Linked DNA regions of Homo sapiens: region 1 is linked to region 2. A link is an interaction called in ENCODE POLR2A ChIA-PET data of the cell type or tissue named here. Cell type or tissue: B cell. All regions are shown on one strand. Links, peaks and the distances in the headings refer to the core of each region. The heading gives the core; the rest is flanking DNA.

Region 1 (9,747 bases), core at 5,748-9,747, 140 kb before region 2:
CCTCTGCCGGCCACTGGGCTTGAACTGCCATTGCACTGGGCCTGAGTTTTTCAGGAAAGACCGGAAATCTTTGACTAAAAGAGAAACTCAGGTGGAAAGCTGTGTGTGTGTGCGTGTGTGTGTGTTCACTTGTAAATGTGTGTGGGTGCAAGTGAGAGTGAATGTGGGGGGTGTGCATGTGTGTAAATGCATGTGGGCGTGTAGAGGTGTGTGTGCACATGTGTAAGTGTGTGCGTGTGTGGGTGTGCGTGTATGAAAGTGTGAGTGCCAAGGTCTTGACACAGGCGGGCAGGGCTCTCTCCTGCTGTGGAAGAGCAGAGCAGGGTCTCCTGGGCGGTACCTGGAAGGTCACCTCCCGCTCCTGGCTGAGGTCCGTCTTGTTGCCCACCAGCATCACCAGGACTTCTCCTGGGTGCAGCTCCTCCTCCAGGTCCTTCAGCCACTGCTGAGCCTTGAGGAAGGAATCCTAGAAAAGAAGAAAAAAAGTAACATCAAACAAAACTTATAGGTGGTCATTAGCTATTCCGGGAGGGGGAAGCCAGTGTTGCTGATCACGTTGTGTAAAATGTCACAGAATCCAACTGGCCATGGGCGCACCTGCAGGGCTGCTCCGTTCCTCTGAGGAGGGCACGTTCCTGTCCTGGGTGACCTGTGCGGCCAGGCAGAAAACTGCTAGGACACACATCAGATCCTTCACCCTGACCAGGCCCAGGAGACTGCCAGCCACGGGGTATTTCAGGTCAGGCCTCGAGCTCCTGAATCTCCCACGCCTAGCTGTCCTCAAAGGACCACTTTGTGCAAGAGAGTCTGGGGGACTGGCCACCACCCCAAACCCTGACCCTAATGCAGCACCAGGAACTACTGAGTGGCAGATGGCAACGGCATGTTCTTTGTGGACCACGGAGGAGCAGAACCCCACTGTGGAGGAGGATGGGGGGTTGTCAGGAGGCCATCCTGGAGGAGGTGACTGTTGCTCACTAATGGAGTCTCTGTTCCTTGTGATTACGCCATGGCATCATTGCACTGGAGAAACCAGAAGGCAGGTGCTTGGGAAGGAGGGTGGGACGTGCCTCAAGGCGGGCCCTACCTTCCTGGTGATGTCGTACACCAGAAGCGCAGCGTTGGCACCCCTGAAGTAGAGGTGGCAGACGCTGTGGTACTTCTCCTGGCCAGCTGTGTCCCAGATCTCAAGCTTCAGAGAGGTGGCACCCACATCCACCACCTTTGTGAAGAACGCACCTGAAACAGGGAGGCCCAGAGGGCTTACTCAGAGGACGAGGTTGCCACATGCGGCTCAGGTGGGACCACGGCAAGCCGCAGGCACAGCAATGGGCTCAGAGGGACAGCTGGCCATGCATCTCCCACGCCCGCATGGCCAGGAGGTTGAGCAAACAGTTCTTCTGGGAGATGGAGCCTTCCACATCGAGCAAAGTGTTGGGAGTGATTGCTATGGGGCCTTTGGAGAGGCTTTGGATGGGAAGATAAATCTCTCCAGGACCTAATACAAAAGCTCTGGGCTACATATGCCGTGAAAGGGATCTCCACTTACTGGGAGTCCGATGCATCCCTGCCAGCTTCCAGCGATGCAGCTGGGCTCTGGGAACCCCTAGAGCCCTGGGCACCCCCGGCCTACCGGCCCCTCGCCTGCCAGACCCATCTTGCACAGAGGCAGTCACGATTGCATAGGCTCCTCCAAGGCCTTCCTCGCCTCCTGCTAACCTCCCCACTTTCCCAATGCTGCTCCCCACCAACACCCTTCTCTACTGTCCCCTCTGCATGGTATCCTTCCTCTTGTTCACCTAGAAAACTCTTAGGCATCCTCTGAGATCTTCCAGCGGCAACCCCGGAAGGGCTGCTGGGCCCCCTGCCTCCACGGAAGCCTCCCTGCACCCCATACACACCCAGAGGCAAGGCCTCCTGCGTTCTCCACCTGTCTCCCCCAGGAAGGCAGGGGCTTTGTCTTACTCAGCCATGTACCTGCTTAACACACACACACACACACACACACACACACACACACACACAACTACTCCCAAGCACTTTAACATATTGGGCAATGCACTGTTCATTTAAAGATTTTCTACCCTTTGCTTTCCAAAGTTATATGATTTTAAAATGGTTATTTTATAGATCTCCAAAATGTTTTGCCCCATTGTGTGTGGCTTGTCAGGAATGTGTTATACACAGAACTGGAGAGGACGGGGCGGGGGAAGGCAAGGTGTCTGGGGCATGGAGGAGCCACCAGCACCGACAGGCTCCTGTCAAAGCTGCTACCCTGCCTAGACCCTGGATTGGGTTTGGGGTCTGTTGGGGAGATTCTGGCAAATGGAGCCACATGTTTAAAATAAAAACTTACACTCCAAGGACAGTGCATGAGTGTCCTGCGGCTGCCAAAACAAAGTCCCATGAGCCGAGTGGCTCAAATTAGCAAATTTCTTCCTGCAGTTCTGGAGGCCAGAGGTCCAAAACTGATGCGTTGGCTGGGTTGGTTCCTTCCGGAGACTGAAGGAGAATCCATTCCAGGCCTCCTCCAGCTTCAGGGGCTGCCGGCAACCCTGGTGTTCCTGGTGGCTGCATCACCCCCATCTCTGGCTCTGTCTTCACGTGGCTGCCCCTCTGTGGCTGTGTCCTCTCCCCTTCTTATAAGGATGTCAGTCACTGGACTTAAGGGCTATCCTAAGTTCCATCTTGTTGGCCTTAATTAATTACATCTGCAAAGACCCTCTCTCCAAATAAGGTCGCACTCACAGGTTCCGGGGGTTAGGACTTAATCGCCTCTTTACGGGTGGGAGAAACTCAATTGCACCCACTAGACAGAGAACAGGAGGCTGGACAGAGAACAGGAGGCTGGACAGAGCTTTCCAGCATGGTGCAGCAAGACCGTGCTTCTCTATCATGAGACAACCTCTTCCTAAACGGAAACCACTGCCTGGGCTCTTCTGCCCGCATGTCCTGCAGTTCCCTGCAGGTCCAGGAACTTGAAGTCAGACCAACTCCCCAGGTCAAACAAAGCTGCAGTCTCCATCCAGACAGTAGGACCAGTGATTTCCAGCTTAGATGGGGCAACTGTCGGGACTGAACCGGCTATAAACCTCTGAACACACCAGATGCTCCACTGGATTGACAATGGTGCCAGAATGAAGACCGTGCCCAGAATATAAATGTACACCCATCAGCTGATCTGATGGCAGCTTGCTTAAACTTTCTAAGTCTCAGCTTCCTCATCCATAGCAGGAGCTAATGGTGCCCTTCACCCAGGGTGGCTGTTAAATCGCCTGAGCAAGGAGAGAAAGGGCATATGAATTTTGCTTCTTCTTTCTGTCCTCTTTGCTCTTTGTGGACTTGTTGTCTTAAAACGTGGGCCTTTTATCCACATCTTTCTGTTTCCCATCACTTCAAATCACATTTCTCAGTTTGAATTTGGTTTTATCTTAAAAGCTGGCGCAGGGTGAAACGTGAGCATAAAATTCAGGTTTTCTTCCTCCATTTACCAATCTTAGCCTCTCATATTTTCCTTTTCCATGTTGAAAATGATGGCTGGAGGCTGGGCACAGTGGCTCATGCCTGTAATCCCAGCACTTTGGGAGGCCGAGGTGGGTAGATCACTTGAGGTCGAGTTCAAGACCAGCCTGACCAACATGGTGAAACCCTGTTTCTACTAAAAATACAAAAATTAGCCAGGTGTGCTGGCATGCCCCTGTAGTCCCAGCTACTCGGGAGGCCGAAGCAGGAGAATCGCTTGAACCCAGGAGGTGGAGGTTGCAGCGAGCCAAGATTGTGCCACTGCACTCCAGCCTGGGCAGCAGGAGACAGAGTGAGACTCTGCCTCAAAAAAAGAAGGGGGGGGAGGAGGGGAGGGAAAATGATGGCTGGTGGTTGAATTTACACTAATGTAAAATTCCAGCAAATTTCCAAGGAGGGCATGGGTTTTAGTCCAAGCAATGATAATGCATAATAATAGTCAATGTTTGGCTATTTACAGAACATAGACCCTTCCCTTCCCTGCAGAGATGTAAGGCCCTCAGGTGGGCCCCTGGACAGGTATTTGAGGCAACCTAGTCTCGTGCACTCCGTGGCTCTGACCCGGAAGACAGCATGCATTTATTATCATAACCTTTTTCAGAAACCCACTAACCACATTTCTATATCTCCATGGCTAAGGCCAAAATGTAATTAAAAAATAAAGTTTTGGCTGGGTACAGTGGCTCATGCCTGTAACCCCAGCATTTTGGGAGGCCAAGGAGGGAAGATCAATCTAGCTCAGGAGCTTAAGATCAGTGAAACCTTGTCTCTACAAAAAACACAAAAATTAGCTGGGTGTGGTGGCGCACACCTGTGGTCCCAGCTACTGAAGAGGTGGAGGTGGAGGCTTGCTTGAGCCCAGGAGGTTGAGGCTACAGTGAGCTGTGATCATACCACCACACTCCAGCCTGGGCAACAGAATGAGACGCCATCTTAAAAAAAAAAAAAAAAGTTCCTCTACTAAATTTTATTTTTTTAATTTAATTTTATTTTTTTAGTAGAGACACGGTTTCACCATGTTGCCCAGGCTGGTATCCAACTCCTGAGCTCGGGCAATCTGCCCGCCTCGGCCTCCCAAATTGCTGAGATTATAGGCATGAGCCACTGCGCCCAGCCTCTCTACTAAATGTTAATATCATTTAAGTGGTTTTGCTTTTTTTACCTTTTAATTTAAATAAACAGCCAATTCTGCTCATTGAAGCCCTCTCTGTAGCACTTGGCTGTTTTGTAAAAATAGTGAGCTGATGACAAATTGAAAGGAACATGAAATGGAAACTTATTTTCTGGGGGCTCTAGGACGTCAGCCACGTTCTCGATTTAGAAGGGAAGTCAGCTGGTGCCAAGTTGAATGTGCTCAGTACCTGTTTGTCACCGTCCCCTTCCTGGAAAAAGCCCAACAAGTCTGGGGTTAGTTGTGGCTTCAGCTGGCAAATGTGCACACAAGCACTAGATGTCACCATCCTTCCAAAAGATGTCATGCAGAAAGTCAGCAGCGCACAGAATCTCCCCTGCTGTGGCCTGTTAGGACAGTGGGGGCAGTCCATGGGGAGGTCCAGCCCCCGTCCCTGACACAGCAGGGGCTCCTAAAGCTGCCACCTCCGCAGCAGGCCCTGGCGGGGGTGGGCGGGAGGCTGCGCTCACTTGGACTCCCGTCCCTCGGACTCCCGTCCGTTCTGCCTCTGCTCCTGCCTGCTCTTCTGGCTCCAGCCAGCACGTTGGCTTTCCAGCTTCAGGGCTCGAGTCCATGTCCCTTTCTGGCTCTGCTTCCTGCTTCCTCTGGATGGACGGTGTCTTGCCAGGAGCTGAGCCCACCACCTGTGTCATGTCCTGCTGTGGGCCCCACCCCACACACCTGTCGACTGAACCAGACCCTCGGGAGGGCCCCAGGGACCTGAGTCAATCCTCCTGAAGGCTGACCCCTCGGACAGGGCCGGCCTTGGTGACCTTAAGCCACCCAGGGTGACAGCAACCTTTCATGGAGAGGCCACTCCAGGAAGGTGTTTACACTCCCGTTTCACAGGGAAAAAATCCAGACGGAGGGAAGGAGTGGCATGCCTGTGGCCATCCATCCTGTCCCTCCCTCGGGGATCCTGCAGCCAAGCACTGGGCGTGCTGCCTCCTGCATTTCCAGGCCGCCTGTGAGGACAGCACTCCCATTCTCCTCTGAGGCTCTGCTCCTGGCCTACCCTCTCCCCTGGACAGGAGCCCAGTGTTCTTGATAAAAGCTGAAGCCACACGTGACAAAAGAAGCAGGAGTGTCTGCTCTCAAAGGGTTTTTGTGCAACACAGATCACTCTTCCCCCAAAGCACGTAAGTTAAAGGAGTGAGCACATCCCATCTCCTCATCCTAAAAGTGGCAATATCCACATTTATAATATGTGATCATGTAATTATTATAATGAGGATTAATAATTAACATACACTTTGGGAGGCCAAGGGTGGTGGATTCCTTGAGGTCAGGAGTTCAAAACCAGCCTGGCCAACATGGTGAAACTCCGTCTCTACTAAAAATACAAAAATCAGCATGGTGGTATGCACCTGTAATCCCAGCCACTCGGGAGGCTGAGGCAGGAGAATCACTTGAACCCAGGAGGCAGAGGATGCAATGAGCCAAGGTTGCACCACTGCACTCCGCCTGGGCAACAGAGCGAGACTCCGTCTCAAAAAAAATAATAATAAAATAATTAACATAGGCCGGGTGCAGTGGTGCACACCATGGCAAAACCCTATCTCTACAAAAAATATAAAAATTAGCTGGCTATGGTGGTGCGCACCTGTGATAGCAGCTACTCTGGAGGCTAAGGTGGGAGGATGGCTTGAGCCCAGGAGGCAGAGGTTCCAGTGAGACACTGCACTCCAGCCTGGGTGACAGAGCAAGACTCTGTCTCAAAAAAATTAACATAATGATAATAATAAATTGCATGACATCTATCCATAGTTACAGTAATATCTACCTCTAAAAGCTGTAATATTATCCCAAGGTGTGACGCAGACACTTGGATGGAAGCAGAGGAGACCATGGTTCCCACAGGGGACTCAGCCAACAGCAAAGGAAGGAGCTTCCACATTTCTAACCCCGCAACCCGGCACAGCTGCCCACACACAGAGGTGCTCAATACAAAAGTGCGGACCCCAGGGTTGGAGGCTGATGGGATGAAGGCAGCTCATGAGCCACAGGCTAACCTAATCTGGCTGTTCTCCTCTCCCCGTTGTGCCACGGGCCACAGCCCACAGCCTCCCACCCCGGCCCCATCACAGAGACCCAGAGTGGGAACAAAGACTCCACCCACCAGTTCTGGGTGAAAGGCAGAGCCCAGCCTGTAGAACGGTCCTTCCCCTCAGAGAGAGGAGATAAACCCAGGCCTGGAAGAGAGGGGCTTGGAGGAAGGGAGGCCCTGGCTTTCATCTGAAAGCTGCCGGCAGGGGGATGGCCCCTGCGGGGCCAGACAGAGGACCAGGAGTAGAGTGAGACATACAGGCCTGCCCCCCAAGCAAAGACCCCCAACCTGGCCTAGGACTCCCCAGCAAGCCCAGCTTTGTTCACCCCCCGACCCTGGTAGGCCCCCTGAAGAGAGGGCAGGCAATTGGTACAGGCAGGGCAGGTGTGAGGGGGATGCTCGGACCCTGGCTTGCTGGAATGAAAGGAACTAGGGCCTCGCGCCTCATTGTCGGGGCCTCCATCCCCCTCACCTGTAAAATACAGAATGCCCGGCACCACCCTGAAGCTTCACAGACCCCACACATCACCCCCCCACCCCCACCCAAGAAAGGTGGGTGCTCTGTGGGTACAGCTCTCTGTGGGCTGAGCACGTCCAAGCACGTCTCAATGAATCCAAAGCACCCTCCTACGCTCCAACCGGGCATCTCGGAATCTCTCAGCCCTGCTTGCGCTCACCTAGTGAGTGCCTTTGGGCGCTGGCTCCTGCAGGCTCTGCTAGGGTGGCGTCATGGAGTCCTTCTGTAAAAGGCCCTGTAGCAGATACTTTAGGTTTTACTGGCCATGGGGTCACTGCTGCAACCACTCAACCCTGCTGCCATTTTAGAGTGAATAGAGGAGGAGGAACAGCAAGAATATCATTTACAGAGGGTAAGTACCTGAAGAGGTAGAGTTGTGTCTCCACAGAACCTTACTCACAAAACAACAAGAACAGCCAGAGAGCCACAGTGTGCAGACCTCCGTGTCAGAGTGAGATCCATCCCCAGTCCAGCTCACCTGGCCTGACACCTGCTGCCTCTCTCTGCATCTTGAATACCAGCCACCCAGGTACAAAGCTCTCAACATCCAGGCCTGGTGAGGCCCCCATCTGTGTGCTCTATTCTCAACTGAGGCCACCCTCAGGCCAGCCTTGGCATTTTGATGTATTTTTAAAGGAAGCCAAGTCCAATATCAGGACTTGGGGGGTGAGGGGTACAGATCTCCTTGCTAATGGAGAAGAGGATTGTACTGCACACCACAGGGTAACCTTGACTCTCTCCCCAGGGTCCCCCTCTGCAGACAGCCTCTCACCATCACCCTGGCCCTTCTCACCACTAGCTCTGGGAGTCGGGCCAGGCAGACCCCTGCCAATTCCCCTGTATCCCCTGGGGATCCTTCAGGAACCACCCCCCTGAGAAAATGGAAGGGCTCCCTAAATAGCTAACGTCATGTGCCACATCTTGCAATTGTGTTTCTGTGTTTGGTGCATCTGTTTAGCTGGTTATAGAATCCATCCCACCTAACGCAGGCCTGCAAAAGGGTTCATGCTCAACAGATGCCTGTTAGATGAGTAAATGAATGAGTGAATTTGGAGATGTGCAGCTTATCCATGTCAGAGTCCGAATTTGAAACCGAGGCTCTGATTCTGCATGTGTTCCCCCAGGGGGAATGGGCATAAAGAACACGCTGGCTTTCCCCATTTCAGGTGAAAACTGGGTTTCACTGCCTAGGCAGACTGTGCCCACAGCAGGATGGGAAGGAGGCCAGCAGCCTGCAGATGCCCCATACAGTTACTCCTGAGCTTCATGACAGGTTAGCCTTTTTAAGAAACACAGAGAGAAGGTCTCCCTCCCCGCCCACCCCCAAAATGATCTTCCCACCCCCAATCCAGGCCAAGCTGGTAAACCAAGTCCAGGCAGGAAGGAAGATGCTGTTGGGGTAAATAAAGCAAGGGAGCAGTGTTAGCAGGAGGGCGGCCTGGGTGGTGGGAGAGGACAGCTGGTTTAGGCCGCTGAGTGGCCAGGGCCCAGGAGGCTTCTTCCGGGCTGTCCCTTCCACCAGCATAATCCCTCGCACCCAGCCCGACCCTTTGGGGCCAGAGGTCCTACCCCAGAATCTCCACCCCCTGCAGACTCCAGCTGAGCTGAAACCTGACCCAGAGCCAAGGGCATTTCCTGTCTTTGTAGATTCTGTGGCTGCCCTCTTGGACCTCACCCCCTCCCCTCACGCACTGGACACAGGCAGCTCAAGGTCCCAGCATGGGGATTCCTAGGTGGGCCTCGTCCCCATCTGCCCCAGGTGTGGGTCAGCAGCCCAGACTTCTGCACTGAAGACCAACAAAGGGGTGCTCTGCCCTCACTTACAGCCCACCGTAGGCAGGATACTCTTGAAGTCGTTCTTCACGTACCGAAGAGCCAAGCTGGACTTACCCACGGAGCCACTTCCCAGGAGAACCAGCTTGAACACACGGGGCTGGCTGGGGGCAGCCCTGGGCTGGGGGGTCCTGTGTGCCTGTGCCATGCCCTGCAAAGAATCACAACCGTCTGAAGCAAGTGGAACATCGGAGCCACATCATCTCAGCAAGCTCAACCCCGGGGCTGCTTCTCGGTCAGGAGCAGATGGCCCAATACAGAGCTCCCAACTCAGAGGCCACCTAGGTCCACACTCCTGCTTCCCTCTGCACCCCATGCCCCATCTCCCCATCTGCAATTTTTAGGTCCATTTTTAGGTCTGTGGTAAGGAACAAAAGGAGCTTTGCTTGGAAAGCTCCGGGCACGGGTCATTGCAGACCCTGAAAAGCAATGATTACATGTGACGGTCTCAGGGCTTGTTGTCCTCCTTCCATTACTTTCAGTTTTTACAAATCTATTACTTGTCCCCAAAGTATCTAATGCAAGGAGAGGTAAAAAGCATCTGAGCATTTCTTGGGTGGTTGTTCATGGATTAAAGTTGGTGTTTCAGAAAAAATCTACCTAAAAAAAGGTTGGTGTCTCAATGATCTCAAAACATCGTAGACACATTCCCATTGT
Region 2 (13,110 bases), core at 3,980-7,979:
TGCTGAAAACCTGGACCAGGACTGGATCCGTAAGGTCTGCCTTCAGCCGCTTTTCCTTGTATCAGTTATAATTAGATCTCTTTACCACTGATAGGCTTAATGGTTAATCAACACAAATATGGACTTTTCCTTAAACATTCCAGAAACCTTAATAATTATACTTGAAAAAAGTGTGAGTTTGGGGGGAAGTAAAATAGAAAAACTATGTTTTGCTCAGTGCTTTAAATCAGTGAATTAACCTGAGCATGTCAGTTTCTTTTACTGCAGGATTGAAATTACATCTCACCGCTAGTAATAAATAAATCTCAAAGCAGCCACTCGCTTTATTAATCCTTAGGGACCACATAGAGCTGAAGGCTTGTTTCTCTTCACTGTGGCAATTAAATCCTATTACTCCTTGACTTCTTATACATGCACTGAGTGTGCATGTAATTTGGCCCTTCCCAATGATAAAATGCAGAGGTGAAACACGGTTGCTGTGCTGTGAAGCCACTCTGTCCTTGTCAGTGTCCTTGCAGTGCCAAAAGCAGATCCGTAGTGATTTTGCCAAAAAACTGTGGTTCAAATGTGAGGCCCCGTGAGGGCTTCCTTGCTGTTTGAAACCTTCTCCTGAGATGTAGCCTCAGGGATGCTGTTGTAACCGTTACCTCGGGACCGTCTGACCCCACTCACCCCAGAAGAGGGAAGATTTATGGATCCAAAATAGAATAAATGCAAAGCTCAATTGACAAAGTCTGTAGACAAGGCCCAGACATCACAGCTGTTGAGCAGGCCCAGGAGAAGCTTGAGTCCTTGAAACCAGTGAAGAAAATGCTGTTTCAGGGATGAGGGGGAGCGACCGAGAGAGGAGGAAACTCAGACTTAGCGGTATAGAGGATGTCAGTCACTTTGGCAGGAGAACTTTTAACGGAAATATTGAGGGCAAAACCTGGTTAATATGGGTTCAAGAGAGAATAGGAGGAGAGAGGCACAGAATCCCAAACTGTCTCTCTCAAAATGCATCATTTTCAGAGCCACACCCTCCTGAAATTGTAGGCACAATTTCAGATGTAAGATGTGTGCACTTACATTTTCCTGGGAAAAGAATGTTCAGTTTCTTCAGATTCTCAGAGGGTCTCCTGACCCTGAAGAGTTGAAAACCATTGCAATATGAACGAGTATTACGGTGTTATGTAACAGCATTCATTTCATTTTCAATGATTTTTAACCAGAAATAAGTTGCATCTTTCTGCTGGACACCACTCTTTGCCGAGATATCAAGTATATTTGTTTTAAGAGCTGAAATTTCCTATAGGATGTTCACCATTAGGACAGTACATAAGATGGGGAGGAAGTGGATGGGATTTTCATTTTCAGCCACATGACACTTTCCCATCAGGTACTTGATCTGAAGAAATATATTCCTCAGAACTTAAGAACTTGGATCCTGGAGATGAGAGTCAAACCTCCTAATGTTTATAGGCACCAAACAAGCCCAGAGTGGTGAAGAGGCCTGCGTGGGGTCACAGTTCTTAGGAACAAGGCCAGTGCCTGCTGCTCAGGGCCCTGGTGGGCTGTGTGTCCTCCGTGCGCTGGGTTCCCTGGGCTCTATGCTTGCCCCTTTGTACCACCGAACAGGGCACTCCCCAGAGTGAGGACTGGCATCTCGCTCTATTTCTATGCGGGGCCAGTTTCTACTGTTTTTATGTATTTTAATATTATGAACTTTTTACATTTTTGATTGTAAGATCGTATCTTTTATTTATTGACTCTGAAAACACAGGCCTTCTTCATTTAGCTAGAAAAAATGATAAACCCTAAAAAAGGTGGGGAGGTGATTTATACTACTCTGGAATTTGTATGGATGCCTCCTCAGAAAGTCTAGATTTTGGATTTTCTAGAATTTCTCGAGTTTAGATTTTCTGGAAAATCTAGATTTTTAATTTTCCTTTTTGAAAATTGATGACAGTGCATCTGTTAACCTTTGCCCTTTTGTAACTAAAATGGATTATGTAGAAGAGGAAATAAGATTTATCAAACTGTTTCAGACTTTGTGAATTATAGCAGCCTTTGCCATGGAAGTTTATTGAATGCTACTGGATTCTGTGGTAGCTACCATTCTGACATAATTCTTTTTGTAAATACATATTAGATCCTAGAAATTATGGAAAAATGCATTTTTGTTAAGATTTTAAAGATTGCTTGTATTTATGTTTTACTTAGCTTTTAAATTTACTTTTGGCAACTCTCTTTGCTGTTGTTTTTTTTTTCTGCCATCTTTCTTCTGACAGTCGCAGCCTGACTTGGAGTATGGGGGTCCTTACGCCTGGGTGAGATGGTCGGATATACTTTGCTGTGTGACCTTAACTGTGTGGTGTGACCATAATAACCTGTGGTATTTCCACGAATCTCATGGGTGCTTTGTCTCCAGTTTTTGCCTGGGGGGCTATGAGGCCAGGAGGGCAGGCTTACCCTGCAGAGTGAGCAGTCTTCCTCCTGGGGCCTCCAGGGTGCAGCCCTGATCCTGCCGGAGGGGAGGAGCCCAGGCATCTGTGCATGAACACTCCCTCACCAGATGGCCTTTGAGCACCAGCTGTTTGCCACGCCTTGTGTTAGCAGCTGTGCATACCAAGATGAAAAAGATAGTGTCTGCCTTCAAGGAACTCAAATCAGATCAAGAATTCCCAAGGCCTCTACATTTGCTTTAAAAGATTAAATGTAAAGCCATTTTACCTAATGAAAAATCCATTATTTTCCAGTCTATATCCATTCAAATTAAATGTACAATCTGACTTTTTTTTTTTTTTTTGCCAGAAAGTATTCTTTGAGAAAACTCCTAACTTCCAGTAACAAAAACTAAGGCTTTAGACATAAACTCAGAATTACTTCTTATATGTCTCTGACAGTTTCTGTGCCTTATGCTTTCTAAAAGTCTGTCAGTGTTATACTTCAAGGAAGAAAAAGTTCTCAGAAAGCACAGCTCAGCATTAAAGTGATTCGATACTGAAGTTATTGTAGCATATTATGTACTATTTCACCTGAAGGACTTTACCTAAAAGCAGTTTGTGCTTCATTTGCTCCAGTGCATTTCAAAATTATTTAGTAAATTCTTGTTTTAAAAATGTATTTTTGTGTTTGCAATTATAGTGAATCAATAGTAGCATACATCTGCATAGCATATTTGGTGCCCTGAGCCTCCTGTGGGACGGCTGTTCTGCTCTTAACAGATACAAGAGCAGAGGCTGGAGTGAGTAGCTCGGGAGTCAGGACAGGGGAAAGCACAAAGACAGGGCGTTAGATTCAGAAAGCGCTCTTCACAGAGTATCTGTTACTTACCTACAGAGCACTGCAAGTCGCTCTGGCAGGTGAGGGCATTTCTGTGACACTGTAACTCCAGCAACTCTCCTGTTCTTTAAGGAATTCAATGTGTTAGCAACATATTTCTAGATTATTACTCTTTTTATGTTAAATTCAAAGTAAATTTTGTTTAAGAGCTAGCCCCCAGTGGGATAAATGTATATGTTAGCAATGGTCAGGAACACATTTTGGATTTTTTTTTTCGGTCTTAATTCTTTTTTAAAATTCAATAGAATGCATCAGGGATCGAACTCCAGAGTTTTGACGTCACCTTCCTTGTTTCCTTTTCCATCTCTAATGCCCTTTACATGTGCTCTGTCTTTTGACTCATGTAGAAAAGACATCTAACATTATTCATCCAAAAAGTTGGCAGTGGACTTTTGCGTGGTCCCATGGGAAGGTCACAGACGCTTTGATAACACTGCGTGGTAGCCATTAGCATTCGGACTAGTCACAAGTTACCGTTTTCATAGGGCATTTACCCTTGTATCTTATTTATCCTGTATTAGAACATACTAACTTATGTGTGTCCTCTTTATTTTATTCTCTCTTATGGCAGTGTTTCTGGAGAGCTTGTTAGAGTGCCTGTTCCTGAGCCCTTTCTGTAGGTATCCTGATTCCCTAGGCAGTGGCCCATGCTTGTGGGAAGCATGCCAGGTGTCCAGGAAGCAGGTGTGAGACCCAGCCTGGGAGCATGGAACCAGCAAAGTGAACAAGCCTGTGTACCACTTAAAGCTACACAGTACAATAGAGCGAAGCTTGTTGAACATCAGAGACCCAACTTAAGATGAAGTTAATATGCTGCCTATGGACTTTTGTTCTAATATTGTTCAGTTAACTGTCAATGCCCCTTGCCCTCTTATGCCACGTAAAAACAGCCCCACCCATCTAAATACAACACAAAAAAACACCATCCAAGAGGAGAAAGTTAGCAGTGTTCTTTAAGAAGGTCAAAGTACTTCTCCCTATGGAGGTATAGTCAACAAGATCCTATAGATTTGGGAATACATTCTAGGAACATAGCCCAGGAATAGGTTCCTTATGATAGAATTCCATTACCACAGACCTGGTCATGGAAATTGCTTTGCAGGCTTTCCTGCAAAGTAACAGTTTTTCCCAGGTTTTCGTAGAAGGCTGTAAGTGGAAAGGTGACAAATGAGAGGATACTGTCATGCTTCCAGCTTGCCCAGCCTTCTGCTCCGTCGCTGCAGGCTGAGCTGGAGAACTACAGTGCAAAGGACAGGGTTCCGCCACAGAGCTATGTATTTCATAAGCAGCAGTGGAGAGCCAGAGGCCTTGCTTATGTCATACATTTCTCTTCCTCATTTGTTAGTAAAGTCAAAGTCATCTAAAAGTGATTAACATTAGCCTTCATTATTTTATTAATTTCTTCTGGAATCTAGTTTCTGAAGACATAACAAGGGATTGAGATCTAAAATTTGCAAGTCCTTGACATGCATTTTCATGTCAAATAATCTTGTTGCTGAAGACATGAAAGGAAATTAGTCTGAGTAAAACTCTTGCCAATCTCCAAAGATTTTTACTATTAAATTTATTTCAGAAATGTTTTAATGTTACTCATAGAGTTCTCAAATTTAATATGGAAGGATTTCTACACTCCTTTTGTTTCAGAACTTCAAATTGATTTCTTGATTTGTTTTGAGTTACAGCAAAGATAAATATATAGTTTGATAGTCAAAGTTTTATGAATCTGGATTTATAATCTGTCTGGAAATTCAATTTTTTTTTCTACTTTAATGTCATGGCTGCAAAATATGTGCTATACAGCACCCGTCCCCCGGATAAGGAACCATGTTTAGCACCTCCCATATGCCAGGCCCCTTCCATGTGGATTCATGTATCCACCCAGTCAGCTGGTGATTCATGAGGGCACTGTTCTAGGTGCTTGAGATACTCATTTTCATCTCATTTAATCCTCACGATGGCTTTGTAATGTATTTATTATTATGCACATTTTCACGGCTGAGAAAACAGATGTTCAAGTGCATTAAATAATTACTTAAGGTCACATGACGGAGCTTCTTTGTGGAATTTGGACTCATGCCCAGGACCTGATGGCGTCTCCTTCCATTTTTACCAGTTGTGTAGACTGCTCCTCCTTTTTCTGTCCCGAGAGCTGGTTTTGTCTCTGATGCTTGACAGCTCTATTTTGAATCAGCAGAAATTTCCTTATAGATGAATTAAGGGACATTTAGAAAGCCCATGCTTTGACTTAAGGGAACCTGGGCTGGGAACTGAGAAGAGAGGGATGATAGGCATGCACTTAGTAGAATCATTCTCCTTTATTCTGGAGGACACATTATGAAATTATTAAATATGTGTTCAAATTTCATTTTGAAAAATAAAGTAGGAGGGCTGGATGAATAAAAAACTAGTATAGAGGATATACCCCACGATGAACTTTTGCGTTTAACTATAGATTGACTAGAAATAATTTCTGAGGCCGGGCGCGATGGCTCACGCCTGTAATCCCAGCACTTTGGGAGGCCAAGGCGGGCGGATCACGAGGTCAGGAGTTCGAGACCAGCCTGACCAACATGATGAAACCCCGTCTCTACTAAAAATGCAAAAATTAGCCGGGCGTGGTGACGCACGCCTGTAATCCCAGCTACTCAGGAGGCTGAGGCAGGAGAATCACTTGAACCAGGGAGGCAGAGGTTGCAGTGAGCTGAGCTCACACTACTGCATTCTAGCCTGGGCGACAGAGCGAGACTCTGTCTCAAAAAAAAAAAAAAAAAAGAAATGATCTCTGAATCTTCTGAATTATGGCCCATAGCATCACAATGTGCCATAATTTTCAAAGACCCTGAACCAGGAACTGAAAACTCATTGACTCAGGCTGAATCACTACCCATCGGCCTGGCATGTGGCTTCTTGCAAGCAGAATGTCCACAGAGCCACCATAAAACCAGAAACAGCCTGACAAGGAAATGGCCACACCAAGCCCAAATGTTCCACCCCGTGGAGGGACTTGGTGCCACTTTAAAACTAAGAGTGGCATGTGACATGAAGCCTACTGACTTGGTTAGCTTGACTGCTGTTCCCTCCTGAGCTGCGGGGGAGCAGACGGCGGCAGGGATGCAGTTTGGGAGCTGCCAGGACTTGTACTGTCCTGGACTGGTCATTCATCCGCTCCACAAGAAAGGTCACCTTATACCTGGCTGGTTGGTCCCTGCTGATTTGTACCTGTGAATTCATTTGTGTACTGATGTCAGTTTTTCTCTTTTCTTCATTGAAACAGACAAATGGTTATGATGGAGAATTGTATGGATCACAGTCCCTGAATAGAAGATCTGGCAGGGTTAGTATAGTAAATTTGCATGGCTCAAAATTCAAATAGGTTGTTTCAAAGCTTCTAGAACTAAAAACTAATTGCTAAATTTAAATTTAGCTTCTTTGCTGTTTTTAAATTTTAAAATCGGTCTGTCTTTTTTTTCCTAGCACATGATGGAATGAAAGATAATGTTTTTCAACTAGCAAACATTCTGAGAATGTTAGCCCTCCAACATTCTGATTGTTAGTATAAGGGGTAGATATTGATAAGAATCTCAAGTTTTAAAAGATCTGAAATTAAAGATTAACTCTTTCATTACTGTATTCCCCTGGGTGTATGTATATAATGTGTGTATTAAGTATATTCAGCTTTCAAAGATACTAAATCCAACATTTTCGCAGTCTCCACATCTGTCATTTGTAATTTTAATGTTTACCTTAAAGGCATGTGTACAAGCACCTGTGTTTTTCTGGAGAGGAAAAGGAGAATAAAACAATGCAGATGCTTGGAAGGCTCCCAGTTAAGGGGTGGGAGGCAGGAAGGAGCTGGTGGAAGGAAAGGGTGCTGCTCTAGGGGGAGAGAGAGGGAGTGGTGCCAGTGGCAGGGGCATTAGGGAGACCGGGCGGGGGTGGGGAGGGCTTTGGATTAATCAAGGACAGGAGGTCATTGGGGATTTTAGAAGGTTACACTGGATACATTTCCATTAAGCTTCACGATATCCCACAGGTCCATTCTGTGTGAAATGGTCTAAAAATTTCCTGTTCTCATGCTTCATTTTTTTCTTTTAGTAATATTCCTAATTGTGTAAAATAGTATTTCTTTTCATTTATCTTAATTATGTTATATTAAGATATCATGTGTATGCTTAAATTATACTTTTGGGCTTCAAATGAGTGACCCCACCCAGACCTTCTTCCCTCTCCCCGACCAAAGCCGTCTTTAGCTTTCTGAAACCAGCTGATCAAGTTGTTTTTACTTGCTCATTCCTATTTACCTATTTAGCATTGCATGCACTTTAATTATTTATTTTTTGAGACAAAGTCTCGTGCCCTCACCCAGGCTGGAGTGCAGTGGTGCTATCTCAGCTCACTGCAACCTCTGCCTCCTGGGTTCGAGCGATTCTCCTGCCTCAGCCTCCCAAGTAGCTTGGATTACAGGCATCCACTACCACACCTGGCTAATTTTTTTTGTATTTTTTAGTAGAGATGGAGTTTCACCCTGCTGGCCAGGCTGGTCTCGAACTCCTGACCTCAGGTGATCTGCGCACCTCGGCCTCCCAAAATGCTGGGATTACAGGCATGAGCCATGGCACCCGGCTGGATGCGACATTTTAAAAATGTATACTCAAGACACGTAAAGATGGCCTTCAGGGCATTTGCACTCTGTGGATAAGGGCTCTCCAGTGGACGGGTGGCAGCAGGCTGTCACACTCCACCCACCTTTCTGGCACCCCAGGGCTGAGCTATAGCCCGCAGGCGGGCTGGGCTGAAGAAAGATTGAAAATTTTGCAATAAATGGAATTTTAGTTACCCAAGGAGATAAGACAAGGAGTTTACTGACAACGCAGTGTGAAACTCAGTAATTACGAATCGTGCTAGGGATATGAGATTGTGAAAAGCAGTACTAGATACACCCCTGGCATCACCAAGACACAAACACTGAAGGTGAAAATACAGCTTAGAATCTCCAGTTGTTAAGAATCTCTGCTGTACTGTTTGTGCCTCGCGTCTTTAGATAAACTAGCGTTCCTGGGCTCCTAGTGTTGGCTCGGTTGTGCTGTTCCATGTTCGCCTTTTGAATGGGATGGGGGTGCTTTTGGAGTCGTAAGGAAGTGCTTGTCACTTAAACGTGTTTTCTTCTTTGGTGCTCAGAATTCCAGCTACAGCGGTGACAGCAGATTCTCTACTTTGTCATCATCCAGGGAGGAGAAGTTGGTTGGTTTCCATTTAAATCTTTCACATTCTCTTCAGAAACCGCAGATTTTGTAGCATGCAATCTTGTGTGTGTGGATTCAGCTCTACTTTTCTCTTTCGGTGTCTGTTTGACGGATTTTTGTTTGGGTAGCTGTGTTATTGACGTGAAAAGCAGCAGTTAACATGAGCTCCTTCATTCAGATGTACTCCAGTGTGCTGCGTTTGACCACACCAGCTCGAATGTGAATTGTGGCATTCAGCTGGCTGCAATGAAAGGACGTGTTTTTGTGTATATTTTCTAATTAGAATTAATCAAAAGGAAAAAAATAATTAGAAGAATGCTCTTGAATTCTTGAGAGTTTCTGAAAACAGAACTACTTTGAAGAGTACATGCAAACTTTGTGGTGGTTTCTTGGGCATGGACTAGACTTGGAAGGAAAATCCAGAGTCTCATCCAAATCCACATGTTTACACAACAGAGTTCCTTCCCATTCTCTACAAACATGCATCGGTCTTGATAAACATAATTTCTAAATTGTTTAAGAGCCCTAAAATTGCTAAGGCTTGTTGGTGTTTGTTTAGGTTCACATTTACTCAGCAAAATTGGGACTAGTTTAGGTAGGAAAATCAAGCAGGCCCTGGGATCACAAAGCTAAGCAGAGGAGGTGGGTGCTCTCCAGGCACTGACATCTAGAACAGAAGCCACCGGCACCGGAGACCAGTACAGGAGTGAACAGATGAGTAGATAGAATGGGAGGGAGACACTGGTTTTGCCAGGAAAAAAGATGTGAGCTGAACCTTAATAAATAGGAAGGGCCAGGTGTGGTGGCTCACACCTATAAATCCCAGCACTTCGGGAGGCCGAGGTGGGCAGACCATGAGGTCAGGAGATAGAGACCATCCTGGCTAACACGATGAAACCCCGTCTCTACTAAAAATATAAAAAATTAGCTAGGTGCGGTGGCACATGCCTGTAGTCCCAGCTACTCGGGGGGCTGAGGCAGGAGAATCGCTTGAACCCAGGAAGCAGAGGTTGCAGTGAGCCAAGATTGCACCACTGCACTCCAGCCTGGGCGACAGAGTGAGATTCCATCTCAGACAAACAAACAAACAAACAAACAAACAAATAGAACAAATGAAAAGAATAGGAACTAACCAGGTAGAGCCTAGAGGGGAAGCTCTTCAAGGTAAGTAGCCATTTGAGCAGAGCAGAGGCCGCGCAGAATGGGCAGAACCCAGGAGAGGTGCCATGTGGCTGAGCACAGGGTGCTGTTGGAGCTGTTCCGTGAACCTGGTGACTCCAGTAGCAGCTCCCACGCTGAAATCAGAAAATGAAATCTATGCAATTCCTCTGCGATTTCCTTTAGCCACTCCCATGTATCATTGACCTCATTAAAATGCTTCTAGAAGAAATAGCTCTGACCCTTCCCCGCCCTGTCCCCAATTTCCAGCCCCTATTCTCGTTTCCCTCCCGGGGGGTTGGGGGGTATCTTTTTCTTGCCAGGGCACTTCTTCCTCACCTCTTCACCCCTTGTCCAACCCCTTCATGTCCAGGGAGACTGCAGAAGGTGCTGGCAGCTCCATGGCGCCCACTGCTTGCCACCTTTCTCAACCCTTCCCATAGTCCCCCAGTCTGTAATAAATCCCCCCACTGTAAGCTGATGGCCCTTCTGTCCCCCAATATGTGAATTTTGACTCAGTATATGATCAGCTGTGAACACCAAAGCATCGGTGGGTTTAACACCTTGAAAAAGGCTTTGGGCATTTTCTTAATTCAAGAGATTTTGCTGTTGCAGAGGGCACTTAGTCATTAAGAAAACTTCATTTCCAACTCATTTTCGATAAGCTGAGTTACTTGCTCTAAAATAAAAGATGGCAATAAATATCTCATCTTTGGATATGAACGATTCACCCAAGTTCAGCCTGCATCTGACTCACTTCAGTCCATTTAAGAGAAATAACCCACATCCAAAGGGTTAAACATCAGAATGAGAGCTGACTCATTCAAACAGGGCCACATGTGAACTCGCCCTGAGCCCTGTGTGCCCGTGATTTGCTGCCCGAGGGCTCTTGTACTCACCCACCCTCAGAACCTTCCTGGAAATTGTGCTCTGTAGACATCTATTGCTGCCCAGTACGTGGTGCGTTTAATTTTATTTAAATATAATAATGGAAAGGTATCAGTGTAGAATGTAGTATTGATGACTCTTCCTAATATCAATTAAAATTTATTTCAATATTTAATATCAACTAAAATTAAATATTTTTTTCTGTGCGTGAACTCAAAAGTCCTAATTTGGCCCCATCTCCTAGTTTTGTCAGTTGCCTGGCCCAGCCGTCTTTATTTCCTTCTGACCCTCGTTCTCTCCCTCCCCCGTGAGTGCATGCCTGTTACTGTTTTGGTTGTATAAGGTAATCGTCTCTGAACTCACTGGACTGATGTACCTTTGCGATGCCGTGAGGGTGTGAGCCTCTCTCTCCTCTCTGCTGCCCATTTGCTCTGATTACAGGGACTCTCCGGCTCCAGCCTTGGGCTTGCCGGTGGTGGCCTGGCTCCCACACCCCTGTCTGCCCCAAATGGAAGCTGGGTCTGTCTCCTTTTCACATCACTTTGTCGCTCCTTCCCTTTCCTTCTGTGCATCACTTTAATTGCTGATTACATTTAGTGGATAGTTCAGCCTCCTCTACACAAAGTCACAAGAGCAAAGCTTAGCAACTGTTTTAATTGGCTTGACTAGTTTGCTAAGACTTTTGTCAATCTTTTAGAAAAACCATGTCAAATAAGTTAGAACCTATATAGAAAAGGAGACTTAAGGAAAAGGAGGGTTTTATTAAATGCATATTTTCAAAAACTCGAGTCCAAAAAATTGGTCTCTTGGGTCTCTCCTCCTTTTCCAGCAATTGTTCCCCATTTGGGGTTTCATTTGTTTTTTTAAAAATATTTTTTCTCTTGTAAATGTGTCCAGGAAGCAATTTGGAAGGTTTTTGTGCCTAATCTGCCTCCTTGGTCCCTGAGAAGTGGACAGAACAGTGTTATTCCTTTGGCTGGGTCTCCCCGCTGTTTCCTGTTTTTACAAGGTCAGGTTCAGGTCCGGCCCTGAGGTGCTTGGCCTGTTAGCTATAGGTATCGAGTCTTATTCTAATCCAAGGAAGTCGGTGTCAGAGGTGAAAGTACACGTCCTATTTGGAGGTTGAACTGTCCCTCTCCCTTGCATGTCGACTGGAGCTGCTGAGTGATCACCGCCTGGCCGTGCACCTTGCCTGACTTGCTCAGTGTGCCCTGGAAATGAGTCCAGATTCTGTCCCGTGGCACAGTCTCTGGACACTGGGAGCTGCCCTTGTGTCCCAGCCTGTCCCTTCACCAGCACTGCCTCCCCCTGACGTGTGTGCTAGGCAGGATTCTCCTTTGACAGGGCTAGACCGCGGCTCCTCTGGGGGTGCCTCCCACACCAGCTGAGGCAGCCTTGCAGTGACTCCCTTTGTGTCTTGAAGACTGTCGCTGGGCCCCTGGCATAGAAATAAAGACTCTTCCTGCTCCTGTCTTCATGTGTGGACATCTGCGTATTGAATACTGCCAAGTGTGTCGTTAACCTTGGATTTGAGCTGTGGGTTTTGTTGCTGTTGTTGTGTTGACCTTGTCACCATTCTGTCTCATCCCCTGACCCTTTCTTCCAGGAATGCCTGAAATGACTAGAAATGATCGTGTTTTAAAGATGCTGGGAAGTTTACTGTTTTAAAGTTAAAAATCATCTCAGTTATCTTTCTTGTAAATTTTGGATTTGCATCTATCAAATTTGCAGAAAACACGGTGCCTCGATCGGTTTGTTTCTGTTTAACCACTGTACAGCAGTTGGCTATGGTGAATGCTGAAACTATCGTGATGGCCTTTTGCTGTCATTTGTTGCTGTTTTTTCAAGGCTTTTAAAACCTGCCATTTGCTTTCATCCTCCAGCCCTCCTGTCTGTACAGCGCTGCCCGGCCTTCGGGGAGTTACCGGGTGCGTGTGCTGCCCACCCTGCTGCCCCGCACCCCCTCCCACTGTGCATGCACCGCCCCCACCAAGCCCAGAGCCGGGGATGTGCCTGTTCCCAGCCCCCTGGGGGAAGTTGCACCTTCACGTGGAGCTTACATGTGCCAGTGGGGAATGTCTGTCCCCTTTGGCCAGATCTGGGTTTTCTCTCCCCCGATTGTTGACTGTAGCTGCCACACTGCTCTGTCTCCAGGAAGCCTTGTGTTTGCTGGGATCGTTAGGCAGGAATGGAACAACAGCAATGTTTACTTTACCTATTGGCAGAAAGAATGGTGGCTTTTTAATGCTTTGGTAACCTGGACAGATACTAATCCATGTTACTATATTACTTTGGAAATTTCCAGTTTTAAATATAAGTACTTATGCTATGCAAGAAACGTAAAGTAAATACTCAAAGTAGCTATATTGTCTTGTTAATAACCTTTTTTTTTTTTTTTTTTTTTTTTGGAGACAGAATCTCCCTCTGTCACCCAGGCTGGAGTGCAAGGGCACGATCTCGGCTCAGTGCAACCTACGCCTCCCAGGTTCAAGTGAGT

The links. ChIA-PET counts read pairs that join two places held together with the same protein. Peaks named below come from ENCODE experiments on the same cell type or tissue, not always from the same donor. Only the 100,000 strongest peaks of a DNase experiment are listed, where the experiment ranks them.
Region 1: POLR2A ChIA-PET joins it to region 2 with 5 read pairs; 7 of 35 experiments call an interaction of 5 or more read pairs at or near these places.

Annotation. Positions count from the first base shown.
Region 1 is chr2:237,576,917-237,586,663 of GRCh38, forward strand. It overlaps RAB17 (RAB17, member RAS oncogene family), which reads right to left. Exons shown (of 6, transcript NM_022449.4): 2 at 9,082-9,241; 3 at 1,088-1,239; 4 at 341-466. The coding sequence starts at 9,238. Among named protein-coding and RNA genes, the nearest start is that of RAB17, 8.9 kb to the right of the region's middle. RefSeq lists enhancers at 1-406, 4,651-5,285. In B cell, for the core only: no CTCF peak of the experiment used is centred there; no DNase peak of the experiment used is centred there.
Region 2 is chr2:237,721,278-237,734,387 of GRCh38, forward strand. It overlaps LRRFIP1 (LRR binding FLII interacting protein 1), which reads left to right. Exons shown (of 24, transcript NM_001137550.2): 7 at 2,271-2,309; 8 at 6,599-6,658; 9 at 12,497-12,541. Among named protein-coding and RNA genes, the nearest start is that of RBM44, 71 kb to the right of the region's middle. RefSeq lists enhancers at 1,047-1,548, 1,549-2,048 and a silencer at 3,809-4,103. In B cell, for the core only: no CTCF peak of the experiment used is centred there; a DNase peak (open chromatin) is centred at 6,224.